Linked DNA regions of Homo sapiens: region 2 is linked to region 1. The links are chromatin loops, found by intact Hi-C in ENCODE. Cell type or tissue: heart right ventricle. All regions are shown on one strand.

The links. Hi-C counts contacts between places; a loop is a spot of excess contacts. Peaks named below come from ENCODE experiments on the same cell type or tissue, not always from the same donor. Only the 100,000 strongest peaks of a DNase experiment are listed, where the experiment ranks them.
Region 2: a loop joins it to region 1, with 3 times the contacts of the local background. A loop is called at or near these places in 6 of 110 quality-filtered maps.

What each region holds. Positions count from the first base shown.
Region 1 is chr22:19,296,018-19,304,017 of GRCh38, reverse strand. All of the region lies in intron 1 of LOC105372859 (a long non-coding RNA gene), which reads right to left. Among named protein-coding and RNA genes, the nearest start is that of CLTCL1, 8.3 kb to the right of the region's middle. RefSeq lists enhancers at 6,461-6,960, 6,961-7,462. In heart right ventricle, a CTCF peak has its summit at 3,864; no DNase peak of the experiment used is centred here.
Region 2 is chr22:19,349,384-19,357,383 of GRCh38, reverse strand. It overlaps HIRA (histone cell cycle regulator), which reads left to right. Exons shown (of 25, transcript NM_003325.4): 19 at 333-494; 20 at 1,096-1,154; 21 at 1,519-1,624; 22 at 3,266-3,388; 23 at 3,865-4,028; 24 at 5,938-6,026. LOC105372859 (a long non-coding RNA gene) reads right to left here. Exons shown (of 6, transcript XR_938002.3): 6 at 5,832-6,340. Among named protein-coding and RNA genes, the nearest start is that of CLTCL1, 62 kb to the right of the region's middle. In heart right ventricle, no CTCF peak of the experiment used is centred here; DNase peaks (open chromatin) are centred at 413 and 3,733.

The DNA.
Region 1 (8,000 bases):
GTAAGTGAGGCTTTCAGTGTATCCTGGAGCATGAATGTCCAAGTATATTGTCTGTCTTCCCAAGTAAAGGCAAAGAGAAATTGGCCAGTTTTATCTATAGGAATGCTAAAGAATGCACTGCATAAATCTATGACTGTAAAAAGTTCTGCATTCATGGTGGCTCACACCTGTAATCCCAGCAATTTAGGAGGCCAAGGCAGGCAGATCACGAGGTCAAGAGATCAAGACCATCCTGGCCAACATGCTGAAACCATCCCTACTAAAAATACAAAAATTAGCTGGGCATGATGGCGCATGTCTGTAGTCCCAGCTACTCAGGAGGCTGAGGCAGGAGAATCACTTGAACCCAAGAAGCAGAGGTTGCAGTGAGCCGAGATCACACCACTGCACTCCAGCCTGGCAACAAAGCGAGACTCCGATACACGCACACACAAAATAATAAATTCTGCATTCAATGGAATAGATATGAGCAATGTGTGAGGATTAGGCACTACCGGATGCTGTGGAATTATGTCGTTTATTGCTATCAAATTCTGTACAAGTCTCCATCCTCTACCATTTGGTTTTCTTAACGGGGAATTGGTGTATTATGAGGGCTTGTATAGAGAATGATCAGTCCTTTTTTTTCTTTCTTTCTTTTTCTTTCTTTTTTCTTTTTTTTTTAGGTGGAGTCTCACTCTGTCACTAGGCTGGAGTGCAGTGGCGCAATCTTGGCTCACTGCAATCTCTGCATCCCGGGTTCAAGTGATTCTCCTGCCTTAGCCTCCCAAGTAGCTGGGACTACAGGTGTATGCCACCACACCTGGCTAATTTTTTTTTTTTTTGTATTTTTAGTAGAGATGGGGTTTTGCCACATTGGCCAGGCTGGTCTCAAACTCCTGACCTCAGACTAACTGCCTGCCTCAGCCTCCCAAAGTGCTGGGATTACAGGTGTGAGCCACCGTGCCCAGCCTGATCAGTCCTCTTTTTATATAATCTGAAATCATAGGTTTTACCCCTCCTAAGGTTATCGTGGGATAGTATCTGATATTTGGAAGGGGTTTTGATGAATATTATGAGATGTTATTGAAGTAGCTGAAACAATAGTTTCTGTATCAGTGAAGGACTTTGACCACAATCAATCAAGTACTACCTTTAGTAGGTTTTCTAATTCTTCATTGCTTAATAATTCAGTGTCCTCAATGGTGAGATGGATAGTAACTGGATTAAATTTTTAAAAATTTTTTGCTTGTGTCTGTTAATTCTGTTGTGTCATCCATACCATCTAATTCTAAATATATTTCCCACTTCTGGGAGAAAGAAATATAGGCATTATATAGTTTTAAGAAGTCTCTTCCTATCAGATGGATGGGGGCTGATGGAACCAAAAGGAAAACATGATTCCCTTGTAAGATACCTAGTTGAGAAGTTGCAGGGTGAGACTTGTGTGCTGATATGGAAGTATTTGTGACACCTACCATTTAGACCGAGTGTTTACCCTCAGAAATGTTTACCCCGACTTTGTGATAAGGTTAGATTTATTACAGATAATGTTGCTCAGTATCAACAAGGACTTGGTATTGTTCTTTACTTAAAATAATTTCTATTGAGGCCGGGCATGGTGGCTCACACCTGTAATCACAGCACTTTGAGAGGCTAAGGCAAACCGATCATGAGGCCATGAGTTTGAGATCAGCCTGACCAACATGGTGAAAACCCACCTCTACGAAAAATACAAAAATTAGCTGGACATGGTGGCACATGCTTGTAATCCCAGCTACTCAGGAGGCTGAGTCAGTAGAATTGCTTGAACCCAGGAAGTGGAGGTTGCAGTAGCCCGAGATTACACCACTGCACTCCCTGGGAGACAGAGCGAAGACTCCTCTCAAATAAATAAATAAATAAATAAATTCTATTTTTCCCAGAATATTAGTAAGCAGAAAAGGAAAGCTCCCTTTAAATTTCTTGGAGCACCTCTATTCCGTATTTTCCTCCTTCATCTGTTGTCATTCCTTCTGTTTTAGTTTTCAGTAATCTTTTTTGGAAAGTGGCCAGTTTTATTGTAGTTATTACAGATTGAAGGATTAGACCTGTTCAAAGGTTTATTGGGGTATTTTGACTGTCTACACTTGGTGGATACTTGTTTTAGTTGCAAATTCATAACTTTACTCACTTTATTCTTTGGTATGGCCTCTTTATCTTTTTCTTCTTTAAAGTACACAACGACCCGTCAGCAAGATTAATCAAATCATGGGTTTGAGAAGTGGCCCAACTAAGGCACTGTCTCTTTACTATTAGAGTGAATTCTTTATCTAGAACATTCATAAAGTTGGAGTTGAGGAAAGTATCTTTTCTTTTTCTTTTTTTGAGATAGAGTCTCCCTCTGTCGCCTAGGGTGGAGGCAATGGCGCAACTTGGCTCACTGCAACCTCCACCTCCTGGGTTCAAGTGATTCTTCTGCCTCAGCCTCCCAAGTAGCTGGGATTACAGGTGCATGCCACCACGCCTGGCTAATTTTTGTATTTTTAGTAGAGACGAGGTTTTACCATATTGGTCAGGCTGGTCTCGAACTCCTGACCTCAGGTGATCCACCCACCTCGGCCTCCCAAAGTGCTGGCATTACAGGTGTGAGCCACGGCACCCAGCCCAGGAAAGTATCATTTTTATGATTAGCATCACTCACCTCACATAAGCCTGAATATTGTCTAAAAGTCTTTTTACATCTTTCAAAGTATAACATAACTGACTCTGGATTTTGTATATATGGTTATATTTTATGCCAGTTGACTACCTTTTGTTTGTTTGGTTTTTTTTTTTGAGATGGAGTCTTGCTCTGTCGCCCAGGCTGGAGTGCAGTGGTGCGATCTCGGCTCACTGCAAGCTCCTCCTCCGATGTTCACGCCATTCTCCTGCCTCAGCCTCCCGAGTAGCTGGGACTACAGGCGCCTGCCACCACGTCCAGCTAATTTTTTTTTTTTTTTTTTTGTATTTTTTTAGTAGAGATGGGGGTTTCACCGTGTTAGCCAGGATGGTCTTGATCTCCTGACCTTGTGATCCGCCTGCCTCGGCCTCCCAAAGTGCTGGGATTACAGGCGTGAGCCACCGTGCCCAGCCTTTAGGCAATCTTTTATTTTCCTCCTGCAGTGAAGTAACTTTATCAGAACCTCTTCTGGATGCTTCTAAATACCTCTAAAAATAAATCTCCCAATTATTCTATTTTATCCTAGAACCCGATTTTTCTTTTTCTTTTTTATTTTCTTTTTTTTGAGACGGAGTTTCGCTGTTGTTGCCCAGGCTGGAGTGCAATGACGCCTAATCTCAGCTCACCGCAAGCTCCGCCTCCTGGGTTCAAGCGATTCTCCTGCCTCAGCCTCCTGAGTAGCTGGGAATAAAGGCATGTGCCACCGCACCCGGCTAATTTTTTTTTATTTTTAGTAGAGATGGGGTTTCTGCATGTTGGTTATGCTGGTCCCGAACTCCTGACCTCAGGTGATCCGCCCGCCTCGGCCTCCCAAAGTGCTGGGATTACAGGCGTGAGCCACGGTGCCCGGCCAGAACCGGATTTTTCTAATTGAGCACACAAATAATTTAGTTTAGGCATTTCAAAGTACCCTACTTTGGCCATTGCAATTTTGGTTCTTCGTGAGTTCTTCAAGAGACAATTTTTCTAAATAATGACAAGAAGTAAAACCGTAAGTACTGTACAGGTATCCAGCTGGAGTCTCTAAAGATGGACCTCTCCACAAGGAGGACTCTATTTTAGATAGCTGATCGCCTATAATTTGTATTCTCCTCTTAAGTGAAAGGGAAAGATGTTTTGGATCAAATGTATTATTTATGGGAATAGCTCCCCCGTGTGTTACCCTTGGATCAGTTCTTTCCTCTTATGTGTCTCAGTGAAACCCAGAAATTCTGGGAGCTTAAGGCACTGGGACATCAGTACCTTATATATATTTACTGAATTTAAGCAAATTTCCCTGTATGTTCTTCTTTGGGGATCCCCTGTGTGACCATTTCTCATCACAAGTGATAATCTCTGGCACTCCTACAAGACCTCAGTCACCTAAGGTGCCTTTTGGTCAGGATGAACAGTGTACGTTGCCTTCAGGACTTATCACATTCTCATAAAGATTTTTTTTTAATTAATTATTTTTTTTTTATTTTTATTTATTTTATTTTTTTGCAGAGACAGGGTCTCACTATGTTGCCCATGCTGGTCTCGAACTCCTGGTCTCAAGTGATCCTCCAGCGTCGGCCTCCCAAAGTGCTAAGATTACAGGAGTGAGCCACTGTGCCCAGCCAATAAAGGTCTTTTATAAATTTTTGGTCACTCAAAAAAAGAATTTAAATGTGCCAAATTGAACTGAGCTTCAAAACCTGGCTAGTTTAAGGTCACAATTTTGCTTAAGCCACAGAAATTCATATCTTATTAAAGGGAAACTGCTTTTCCTTTAACCAGATTTTGCATGAGAGAAAAGGTTGCAAACTTTAGCAAGTAAGGCAAACAAAACCTTAACCTTAAAAAAGAATGAAACCGTAAACCTGCAAACAACAGAATCTCTCGAGAGATAAGAAATGAAACTCCTACCTTAAAGATTTAAAGTAGAACTTTAATTCCAGCCCCATTGAGTATGGAATCAGGTCATTTGAACAATATACGAATCTCATCTAAGCCAGGGAGATTCAAAATGCAAGAGGGGTCTCACTTAGGGCTCCCATAAACTCCAGCAACAGTCTGTACTGGTACCACCTATCTGTTAGCAAAACAGCAGGAGTCAGTGGCAGAAGCTAACTTCAGGTCCCATCTGGGTCACTAGTATGTCAACCTGAAATAATTTAAAGCATCAGAATCCAGTTTAAGAGTTTATGCAAGCACAAAGTTGAGGATGAATATCCGGAAATACAGACCCCAAAGGAATGGGGTCAGTGATCCCAAGCTGAAAGGTTATGGTCTTACTTATATAGGCAGCAAACAAAGAAATTTAACAGAATTACATTTTTCATACAAGGGTAGTTTATGAGTTACTGCAACTTTATTAGTTATAGCTTGTTTTCTTTCCCAATTTAAAGGAGTATAAGAGAATATTTAACATTTTATTTTAGACAATGTGATAGTTGTGAGGTCATTGTGTAAGAGAAGAAAGAAGGAAGCTAATCTATAATGAAGATCAACAGTTAAGAGAGAAAGGGTCTTCTCTGGCATCCTTTAGTCTTTTACAACATTTTATAAAACAATGTAGGTAAAGAAAAAGCTAATCCATAATTAGAGGAACAAAGGTTACAGCTGCCTAGGTTACAGCTGCCTGTTGTATGACTTGGGCCTCATAACCACATTTCTTTAAGGTTCAAAATAATTTAAAGTTCCAACCACTTTGATTTTGAATTTCTTATTTTCACATAACAAACAACCTCAACATCTCTGTAGTTTATAATCTCATTTACTTATTTTTTCTCACTCACAGGTCAGTGGTTCAGTTGGAGTTTGGCCAATCTTAGCTAATCTTGCATCCAAGATGCAGACTGGGCTGAGATCTACTTTATACATGCCATCCTGAGCTCCAAGCTCAAAAGGCAATGGCTAGGGGGGACAAATTGTACTCACGGACACAACAGAAGTGCAAGAGTGCAATCCAAACAATGTGGGACAGTTAAATTTCTGCTCATATCACACTTCTAACATCCAATGAGCTGAAGCAAGGCACAGGGTGAAACCTGGAACCAAGGGGTGAAGAAGCACCCTCAATCCACTACAAAGCCATGGCAAGAGTGCAGAGGAATAGAACTCTTACAAGGCCTTAAGACTTGGGACCAATTATTCAATCAACTACAAATCTAACCTTTTTTATACCCCTTTCTCAGATGATGCCTGGATTACCCCAGTTCTGACTTACTATAGATTTTATATATTTAAATTCTGACTTTTTTTTTTTTTTTGAGACAGAGTTTCACTCTGTTGCCCAGACTAAAGTGCAGTGGCACGATCTTGGCTCACTGCAAGCTCTGCCTCTGGGGTTCACGCCATTCTCCTGCCTCAGCCTCCCGAGTAGCTGGGACTACAGGCGCCTGCCACCACGCCCGGCTAATTTTTTGTATTTTTAGTAGAGACGGGGTTTCACCATGTTAGCCAGGATGGTCTCGATCTCCTGACCTCGTGATCCACCGGCCTCGGCCTCCCAAAGTGCTGGGATTACAGGCCTGAGCCACCGCGCCCGGCCTAAATTCTGACATATTTTTAATCCCAGAAGGCTTTATTATTTTTGTGTCATGCAGTTAACTTTCATTTAGATTTACCAATATATACTTTTTGTTGAATTTTATCCATTCTATATCTCTGAGCTTCCACTTGAGAACATTTTATTTTGACCTGATAAAAACCCATTAGTATTTCCTTTAGTTTAGATCTTTTGGTAACAAATTTTCTCAGATCTTGTTTGTCTGCCAATGTCATTATTTTCTTTATTTTCCCTTCCATTCCCTTCTTCTCTTCTTCCTTTCCTTTCCCTTCTTCCCTCCCTCCCTTCCTTTCTCCCTTCCTTTCCCTTCCCTTTTCTTTTTTGAGACAGAGTCTCACTCTGTGTTGCCCAGGCTGGAGTGAAGTAGTGCCATCTCAGCTCACTGCAACCTCCGCCTCCCGGGTTCAAGCAATTCTCCTGCCTCAGCCTCCTGAGTAGCTGGGGCTACAGGCATGCGCCACCATGCCCAGGTAATTTTTGTATTTTTAGTAGAGACGGGGTTTTAGCACAGATGGGGTTTCGCCATGTTGGCCAGGCTGGTCTCGAACTCCTGACCTCAAGTGATCTGCCCACCTTGGCCTCCCAGAGTGCTGGGATTATAGGCGTTAGTCACCACGCCCAGCCTAATGTTGACATGGAAGTGCTGGGTAGAGAAGGATGTGGTCCCTTTAAATGCTATGGAAAAGGGGAAGGGAAGCGCTGGGTAGAGGAGGGCGTGGCCCCTGGCTAGGGCTCCACCCCCCACGGACCTAGGTGAGGACAGGCATTTTCTGCCCAAATGTTGTATTTCTCAAGACCACCCTGGCCTGCCGTGCCCCCATCCTGTGCCTATAAAAACCCCAGAGACCCTAGCTGGCAGACACACAGGTGGCTGGACGTTGAGGGGAGGGGAGCGACACACAGGTAGCTGGACATCCAGAGGAAGGCACTGACAGGAACCAGCATGCTGGTGAAGCTGAACAACGTGGAGTTTGGCTGGGGCAGTTGGAGGAGAGCCCAGGGCTGGTGAGCAGTGCAATTCCAGGGAAAATCCTTCCCACTCCATCCCCTTCTGACTTCCCTTTCAGCTTCTGCTAAGAGCTACTTCCACTCAATAAAACCTTGCACCCATTCTCCAAGCTCAGATGTGATCTGATTCTTCTGGTACACCAAGGCGAGAACCCGGGATACAGAAAGCCCTCTGTCCATGCGACAAGTAGAGGCACTAATTGAGCTGGTTAACACAAGTCGCCTATAGACGGCAAAACTAAAAGATCACCCTGTAACACACGCCCACTGGGGCTTCAGGAGCTGTAAATATTCACTCCTAGACACTGTTGTGGGGTTGGAGCCCTACAGCCTGTCCGTCCATACGCTCCCCTCGAGGTTTGAGCAGTGGGGCACTGAAGAAGCGCGCTACACCCCCATCGCATGCCCTGCAAGGGGGACAAGGGAACTTTTCCAGTTTCAACCTCATTATTTTATTTGACCACTTTGAAGATACGATTATTCTGCTTCATTGTTTGAGAAGTCAGTAGTTAAGCTTAATTATCTCTCCCTAGAAAGTAATCCATTGTTTTCCCTCTGGCTTCTTTTAAGTTTTTTTTCCCTAGTTTTGAGCTATTTCATTATGATATGCCTAAGTGTATTTTGCCTTAATTTACACATTCCAATTAAAATCTGTAATGTTTCTGGAAACTGAAGATTGATATCCTTCATTAATTTTCAAACCCTAAGCCATTATCTCTTTAGATATTGCTTCTGTCTCTTTCTCTATACTTCTAGGACTTCAGTTACCTGTATGTTAGA
Region 2 (8,000 bases), 53 kb before region 1:
TTATCTGATGAGCAAGGCATGTTTCCTGGGTGATCATCAGAGGCATTGGCTCTCCAAAGCCCCCACACCCCTTGGTCAGCATCAGCATGAGCTCAGGAAAGCGCAGGCAGCCTGTGGAAATAGGACAGAAGCCTCTTTCATCCAAGATCTCAGGGAGGCTCCAACAGCCCCACCAGCCCTACCCTGACCCAATCCACCTTCCCTTCTGGCTGTACCTGCTCAGGGGAGGCCCTTGTTGGGCCCAGGCAGAGGGAAGGCCCACACTTCCAGGGCTACTGTCTTGGCTGCAGCACTCAGCCCCCATGACACCTGCCCCCACTCTGCCTTCTCAGTGACGTGGTGTGTGTCGCCTGTGAAAAAAGGATGCTGTCAGTGTTCTCCACCTGTGGTCGCCGTCTCCTCTCTCCCATCCTCCTGCCATCCCCGATCTCTACTTTGCATTGCACAGGCTCCTACGTCATGGCGCTCACCGCTGCAGCCACACTCTCTGTCTGGTGAGAGGCAGGCACAGGGTGGGGTGGGCTTCAGCCAGGGCAGGACAGGGCTGTGTAGGCCCCACCTCACTGCAGGGGCAGGGAAGGCAGTGGACAAGGCTGGCCATCAGGCCCCAGAAGAGGCCCTGAGCAGTTAGTGATATTGCTTGTGTTGGGTGCCCTGGGTAGGCTGAGGGCTGAGGGGTAGTGTGCAAGGGGGATGGAGGCAGCTTGCCTGCTCGATTATTTCCTTACTGGAGCAGCCCATGCGACCAGTTGCACTGCCAGGGTCCTATGCAAGATTCATCAGAAATGGAGTCTTAGCTGGCAGAATGTGGCCATGTTCCTGATGTGGCTGCTGTGGCCTGGCTTCCCCCAAAGTGGTGTGGGCGCTGAGGGTTCCCCATGGCTCTGTTGCCTGGGCTTTGTGCTGCAGCCTTAATGCAGAGGGAGTGTAGTGGCACATGGAGAGCAGAAGCCACTCGTAGCCCAGAGCCCCTCTCACTAGGAGAGGCCAGGGTTAGGGTCGCATGCAGTAGGGCCAGGGTGTCTGAGCAGCCAAGGCACACTCTGATGTGTTTACCTGGGTTGGTGAGTAAACTGTTCCCTGTCTCCCTCCTAGGGATGTTCACAGACAGGTGGTTGTGGTGAAAGAAGAGTCTCTACACTCCATCCTGGCAGGTAATGCAGGCAACAGGCTGTCCCTACTCTTTTGGGGGCCCAAGTTCATGTCTGATGCTGCAGAAGGGCCCCGCTCAGAGAGCCAGGCTCTGGCCTCAGCCCAGGGCTCTCAGTGAGGCAGGAGGTGTGGTTACGCTGCAGGAGACACACACTTTTTGGGGGCATGTTTGAATGGGTCCCCAAGAGGTGACAAAAGCCTGGTGTGTGGCAAGGAGAATGGCTTGCCCTCCCTATTTGCCAAGGCAGTGTTGATGCATTTGCTGCTGGGACTGTGGGAGCCTAGAGTACAGATTTCTCCTTTGATATGTTTGAAAACACTTGCTGATCAGAGCACACCCAGAACTCATTCCCATGCTGTCCTCAGGAAGTGATATGACGGTATCACAGATCTTGCTGACGCAGCATGGAATCCCAGTAATGAACCTGTCCGATGGGAAGGCGTACTGCTTTAATCCGTCACTTTCCACATGGTAAGCAAGCTGACCCCCAGTCCTATTCCCTGGAAGAGTGTCTGTCTGCTCTAGACAGCAGAGCAAAGGGTCGTGGCCTACAGGGCTGCCTAGCCCTGCTTTTCCTGAGAGTCAGGCCCTGGAGTGCAGGCTGCATTGACTATCTGTGCATGCTCCCCTGTCCCAGCAGGACACTGCAGCCTATGGCCTCTGCCCTCAGAGCCTGTGTGCAGGAGCACTGTCCTCCTGCATTATTTTCAGGAGGCACTTTTTGAAAAAGCCCCAAAATTTTTATGGTTTTTGCTGTGGCCCCCTTAGCCACCATGAGCATAGGTTAGTGGGCTTTACAGGAGCCTTAACAGGACTAGTCAATTTCTGTGAGCTTAGTAAGCACTTCAGACTTCCTCAGTGAATTAGTAAGGATGCTTATCCACTTACCCAGGCATGATGGTCTGTACTTTTCCTCTGTCCACTCAGGAATTTGGAGCCCTTTTTTGTACTTGCAAAATAATTTATACATCAGAGCTCTTAACCCAGACACGTGAATTATGTACGTTGTGTTCCAGCCACTCCAAGTTCTTTTCTTCTGTCTATACCTTTGGTCCTTAAGAACCAAAGCTTGCTACCTCCTAGCCCCTTTTCTGTTAAGAACTGCCATGCAGAAGTCTACATTCACACTGAGACTTCTTTCTTGAATTTGGAAAAAAAAAATCTGCTGGGTGCGATGGCTCACACCTGTAATCCCAGCGCTGTGGGAGGCTGAGAGGATTGCTTGATCCCATGAGTTTGAGACCAGCTTGGGCAACATAGTGAGACCCTGTCTCTACCAAAAAAAAAAAATTTTAAATAAGCCAGGTGCAGTGGCACACATCTGTAGTCCCAGCTCCTTGGGAAGCTGAAGCAGGAGATCCCTTGAGCCCAGGAGGTCGAGGCTGCAGTGAGCTGTAATCACACTACTGCACTTCAGCCTGGGCAGCAGAGTAAGACCCTGTCTCAAAGGAAAAAAAAAATCTCCACTGCCTGCTCCCCCAAATTGCAAAATGTTGTCTATTATATATGATTGCTGTAATAATGGAAATAAGCTGATTATTTAAGAAGAGAAATATTGACTCTCTGTAGGCATCTTTGTATTTTGGACACATTTACAAAGACATCTAGCTGTTCTAAAAGTGTGTGAAGAGTCTTCTTCACAAGGATGAGAAGGGTCCAGAGAAGGTGGAAGGACTGCCAGTCTGGGATAGTTGTAGAAATACAGGCAGGTAGAGGCCTGGCATTGCTCGCTAGCTACAGGGCCCAGGCCATGTGGCCCTGTGGGCAGACCATGGCAGTGTTTGAGCTGAGCATCAGAGCACACTGCACACAGAGGCCTGCAGTCATCAGGAACCAACATATGGAGCTGAAGTGTTCCCAGCAAGGGCCCTATCCACAGCCTTCACTTCACTCATTTTTCCTTTGGAACAGTGATCTATCAGACCCATTACCATGAAACCTGTCAGTGATAGGCGCCTGTGCGGAAGTGCAGGGGCGCTCAGCCTCTACTGGCTTTCTGTGTCGGCAGGGGCTGCTTCTCTGTGGCCTCTTTGCCAGCCTTCTCTGGTTGGCAAAGAGGCCAACCAGATCTCTTGGTTTTCCTGAGCTCTGCTCCTGCCTTTGCCTCCCCAGGAACCTGGTTTCTGACAAGCAGGACTCACTGGCTCAGTGTGCAGACTTTAGGAGCAGCCTGCCATCCCAGGACGCCATGCTGTGCTCAGGACCGTTAGCCATAATCCAGGGCCGCACCTCCAAGTACGTGACCTGAATGCCATGGCCACTGTCCTTAGTCCTGCCCTGGGGAAGTGCCTGGGTCAGTGCACGCACAGTCCCTGCCCAGGCCTGGTCTCCACCTGCCCTTCCCCTGTGCCCCAGGTGCTGGTCAGCACAGGCAGGCTGGGCAGGACGGACTAGGGGTGCTGAGGGTAGTGGTCCTGCATCAGGTAATATCTTGGGGTTGGGGGCAGCAATCACTGGCCCTGTCACTTCAGGGGCCCAGATGGCAGGTGCTGGGTGAGATACCCCAAGGGTGCCAGGAGGCACATGGCTGGGGCGTGGGGATGGGCAGACAACAGATCTGGCATCTGCCAACAGACTGGCTAGTGGACGGGAGGCCTTGGCAGCCCTGGTGCCTGCCTCCTGCCAGCTCCTTGCCTGTTGCACACGGGGGCAGTTCCTGACTCTGTGTAGTGCCTGCTGCCCCATCATGGAAACTCTCCTGGTCTCTGCAGCTCGGGAAGGCAGGCTGCCCGGCTCTTCTCCGTGCCTCATGTGGTGCAGCAAGAGACCACCCTGGCCTACCTAGAGAACCAGGTGGCAGCAGCACTCACCCTGCAGTCCAGCCACGAGTACCGCCATTGGCTCCTCGTCTACGCACGGTACCTCGTAAACGAAGGTGAGGCTCCTGGCAGCCCTGAGCAGCCTTCTCCTTCTGCCCCTCCATCCTCCCAGGCCTCACTTAGTCCCTGTGAAATCAGGGAAAAGATGTGATGGCCCAGCAGCCTCTACCTCCCAGCCTGAGCTGCAGTCAAGGCAGCTCAGCAGGCACCCAGCCCCTTATAGGCTCTGAGGCTCTGAATAGAGTGACCCTGAGGGTGTTCCCGCAGAGAAGCAGCAGGACAGGCAGCAGGACGGAGGAATAGATGCCTGGGTGGAAAGACATGGTCTGAAGGAGCAGATTCTATGTTCTGGCTCCTGCCCTGCACCACAACTTGGCAGTGCTGCTAATCAGTGAGGGCATCTTGTAGCAGTGGTTCTCTTCCTCCTCCCAGCCCTTCCTGCCCTGGACAGGCTTGCCTGATGTCCTGCACTTACTGAGGCCCTCCATTTCTGGCACTTCCCGCCAGAGCTCTCACTCTGCTGCCTCCCTTGCAGAAAGCCAGGTGTGCTGGAAGAGGTGGCTGCACTGTCCTCACAGTGACTCCAATAGCCTTACCAACTTTTCCTCCCACTTGAGTGCAGCCTTCAGGGTGCGGCATGGGGCAGGCCCTCCCAGAGCTCTCTCTGTGCAGCTTCCTGGGCTTTTTGCTTTATTTTTGTCATCACCCTCCCCATTTTGATTATAATTTAGAAAAAAATTTAAGTACAGAAAAGACAGAGAAAATCATAATCAGACCTTCACGGATGTAATTCCCAGAACTAACATGTCACATGTGCCTCTGGCTGTGTAAATACGAGTGTATGTGTGTGTGTGTGTACATACACTTGTAAACGACAGCAAATATTACTGATCAACTTGAAGCCTCCCCTCCCTCCCTGCAGACCACGATGATGAATTTGATGTTTACTCTTCCCACCAGGTCTATGTGGTTGCCATTATGTGTGGTCCCCAGCTTTTCTGAATACTCAGCCTTCCCAGGCTCTCATACCTCTCCTGTGGTGCTCTAGTCACGTCTTCCCTGGGAGCCCCTCCTCTTACTCCACTCTGGTTTGCTTCATCCTGGGTGTTGACTGGGACTTGCTCTGATGCCCTGCATCAAGTCCCCACCTCCTCTCCGCCCCGCCACCCATCTTGGGATGACTTCTGCTGCTTGCTTCTCTTTCTCCATCTTCCACCTGCCTGTTCTAGTGTCCATACACCAGTTACCCACCCTCCATTCTGTCCCTTGTTTCCTTGGCTGTAAAAGGAGGAATCTAGTATAAAAGTGGACCCCATTCACTTCCAAAATTCCTCAGATTCCAGTTTCATCTCTCTTACTCCACCCTTTTCTTTGGACAGTTTAATCCATTCCCTATTGCTTTAGCTGCCCCAAGTGCTGACAAACCCCGACACTCTACCTCCAGCCTTTCTAGCAGCCCTACTGGGTGGTGCCCATAACCCTTGAGTTAATGGACCTATGCCCCCTCCACTCAGTTGCCCCTCTTCAGTCATGCCTTTGCCATCTCTTACCTCCTGCGGGCTGGCCGTCCCACCCTCCTGACCTCCCCTCAACACCAGCTGCCAGCGCATCTTCTCAAAGACAGATCTCACCAGCCCACAATTTCCCATATCTTCCCATCACCTTAAGGAGTTTATCACAGAACTGGCCATATCTCGTTTTTCCTCTGGGCCCAACACACAGAGGAGGCACTACAGATGTCAGGGGAGTGAGCAAGTGAGTGAAAATCTGTGATTATGGGTCTCAGTGCCCCCCGCTGAGAGACATGCAGGGGCGTCTTGCCCATAGTAGGCAATAAAATACGCATGTGTTTATTCTGATTTGATAGACACAACAACATATTCTTGATTTTATTTCTTTTTGTAATGTGTTCCTATTTCTGTTTTGTTTTTTGTTGTTGTTGTTTGTTTGTTTTTCTGTAATTAGGGTTTGAATACCGACTTCGAGAAATATGCAAGGACTTACTGGGTCCGGTTCACTACTCCACTGGAAGCCAGTGGGAGTCAACAGTAGTGGTAGGTGCTTCTTTCATTGTTGCTGCAAGAATTCTTTCTTGAAACATGAAGGTGGAGATTTTTTAAATAAGCCAAAGTGCTTTGAAATTGTGTCCCGTTAGACTTCTCCAGCACCCAGCCTCAGGTCCCAGCATCAGTGAGAGGGTGACATGCCGACGGCCCTCCACAACCTGGCAGGAGCTGGGCCCTGGACATCAGGAGCCACGGAGTGCTCCGCCACGTGCCTGTGCTGAGGGAGGCTGCCTGCAGGGGCTCTGGGCTTGGTTGTGAAGACAAAAGACGGAAGGTACTTCCCTGCCTTCGTGGAGCTCGGTCTGGTAGGGATGCACACATAAACAGGGAGGCAGTTAGGTCAACAAAATATTTTCAGACTAGATTCAGACTAAGAAGGAAGTAAGCAGGGTCTTCAGATGAGAGTGCCTGGGAAGGAGTGACCAGGAAGGCCTTGTGAGAGGACACTGCGGATGAAACCCAAGGAGAAGAGTGAGACAGCCATACAGAGACCTGGAGAAAGTGTTTCCTAGTAGAAGTGAGAGTAAAAGCAAGGAGTGCTTGATCTGTTTGGAGCCACTGTGGCTGGCACATAGAAGGCAAAAGGAGAGGGTGGTGTGAAATGAGGCAGGAGGTGGACCACAGAGACCTTTACAGGAGCTAGCGTTTTCTTCTTGGCAGAGTTGGCACAGAGGTGTCATGAACTAAAATAGAAAAACAGTCAGGGAGTATCTTCTGTAACAGTCCCAGGAAGAGATGAAGGTGACTTGGATCAGTGTGGTGGCCATGGAGAGGGGAAAGGAGACAGATTCAAGATGTATTTTGGAGGCAGAACCAATAAGATTTGATGGGTGGTTGGATGTGGAAGGAAAAAGCATAATGAACATGTGGCACCTCCAGGTTCAGCTGCAAAAAATGGATGCCAGAACCATTCATTAAATCAAGAAGGTAACAGGTTGGTGGGGGATGGGAGAAGGTATGGATCTAAGAGTTAGCTCACAGCTTCATTCAATCATTGAGCAATTACTGATGGGGCACCTCCCCTGGCCAGGCATGTTATAGGCATAGGGCAGGCAGCAGTGAATGGGGCAGGCAGCAGTGAATAAGGCAGACTGAGTCCCTGCATTCATGGATCTGCTTTCTTATGGAGAGAGACAGACTAAGCAAATGAGAAGAGGTATCTGTAGTGTCTTGAGTGGTGATGGATGCCATGGGAAAAAAATTAAAAGGGCAGGGAGATATAGAATACTGGCAGGCTGCTATTTCATGCTGGGCAATTAAGAAAGGCCAGGCTAAGCTTTCAGTGAGCCAAGATCGCGCCACTGCACTCCAGTCTGGGCAATAGAGCGAGACTCCGTCTCAAAAAAAAAAAAAGAAAAGAAAAAGGAAAGGCCAAACAAACAGATAAGCAGAGACCAGAAAAGGTGAGGGATGAAACCATGCATATATTTGGGAGAAGAACATCCAGGCAGAGGGAAAGTGCAAAGGCCTGAGGTGGGAGAGCTTGGAGTTTAAAAGGAACAGCCCAACGGGATGGTAGCAGAAGGGTGAAAGGAGTTGACATCAAAAGGCCAGAGGGTCAGCCCTCACAGGCCTTGGTGTGTACAGAGGCCTAATTTTTTATTCCATTCTTAAATTTGACTGTGGTGTACCTTAATTGACTAGGTACTTTGAATCCTGGGTTCAAAGTCAAATCCCCTTAAGTCCCTGAAGGCATTGTTCCATAGACTTTGCATCCAGTGTTATTGCTAAAAAAATCTATTGTAAATCTAATTTCCATTGCTTTGTAAGTACTTTGGGATCCTATCTTGGTGTTTTGAAGATTCAGAAAGCTCATTCATTCTGTAGAAACAGAGACAGAGACCAGTGATTTTCTTCGGTTTTCCTATTTGATTATTTCTTCCCTTTCATTTTCCCCATCATCTGAGAGATGTAATATCCTCTCTTTTTAAAATCAGCTGTATCGCCGGGCACAGTGGCTCA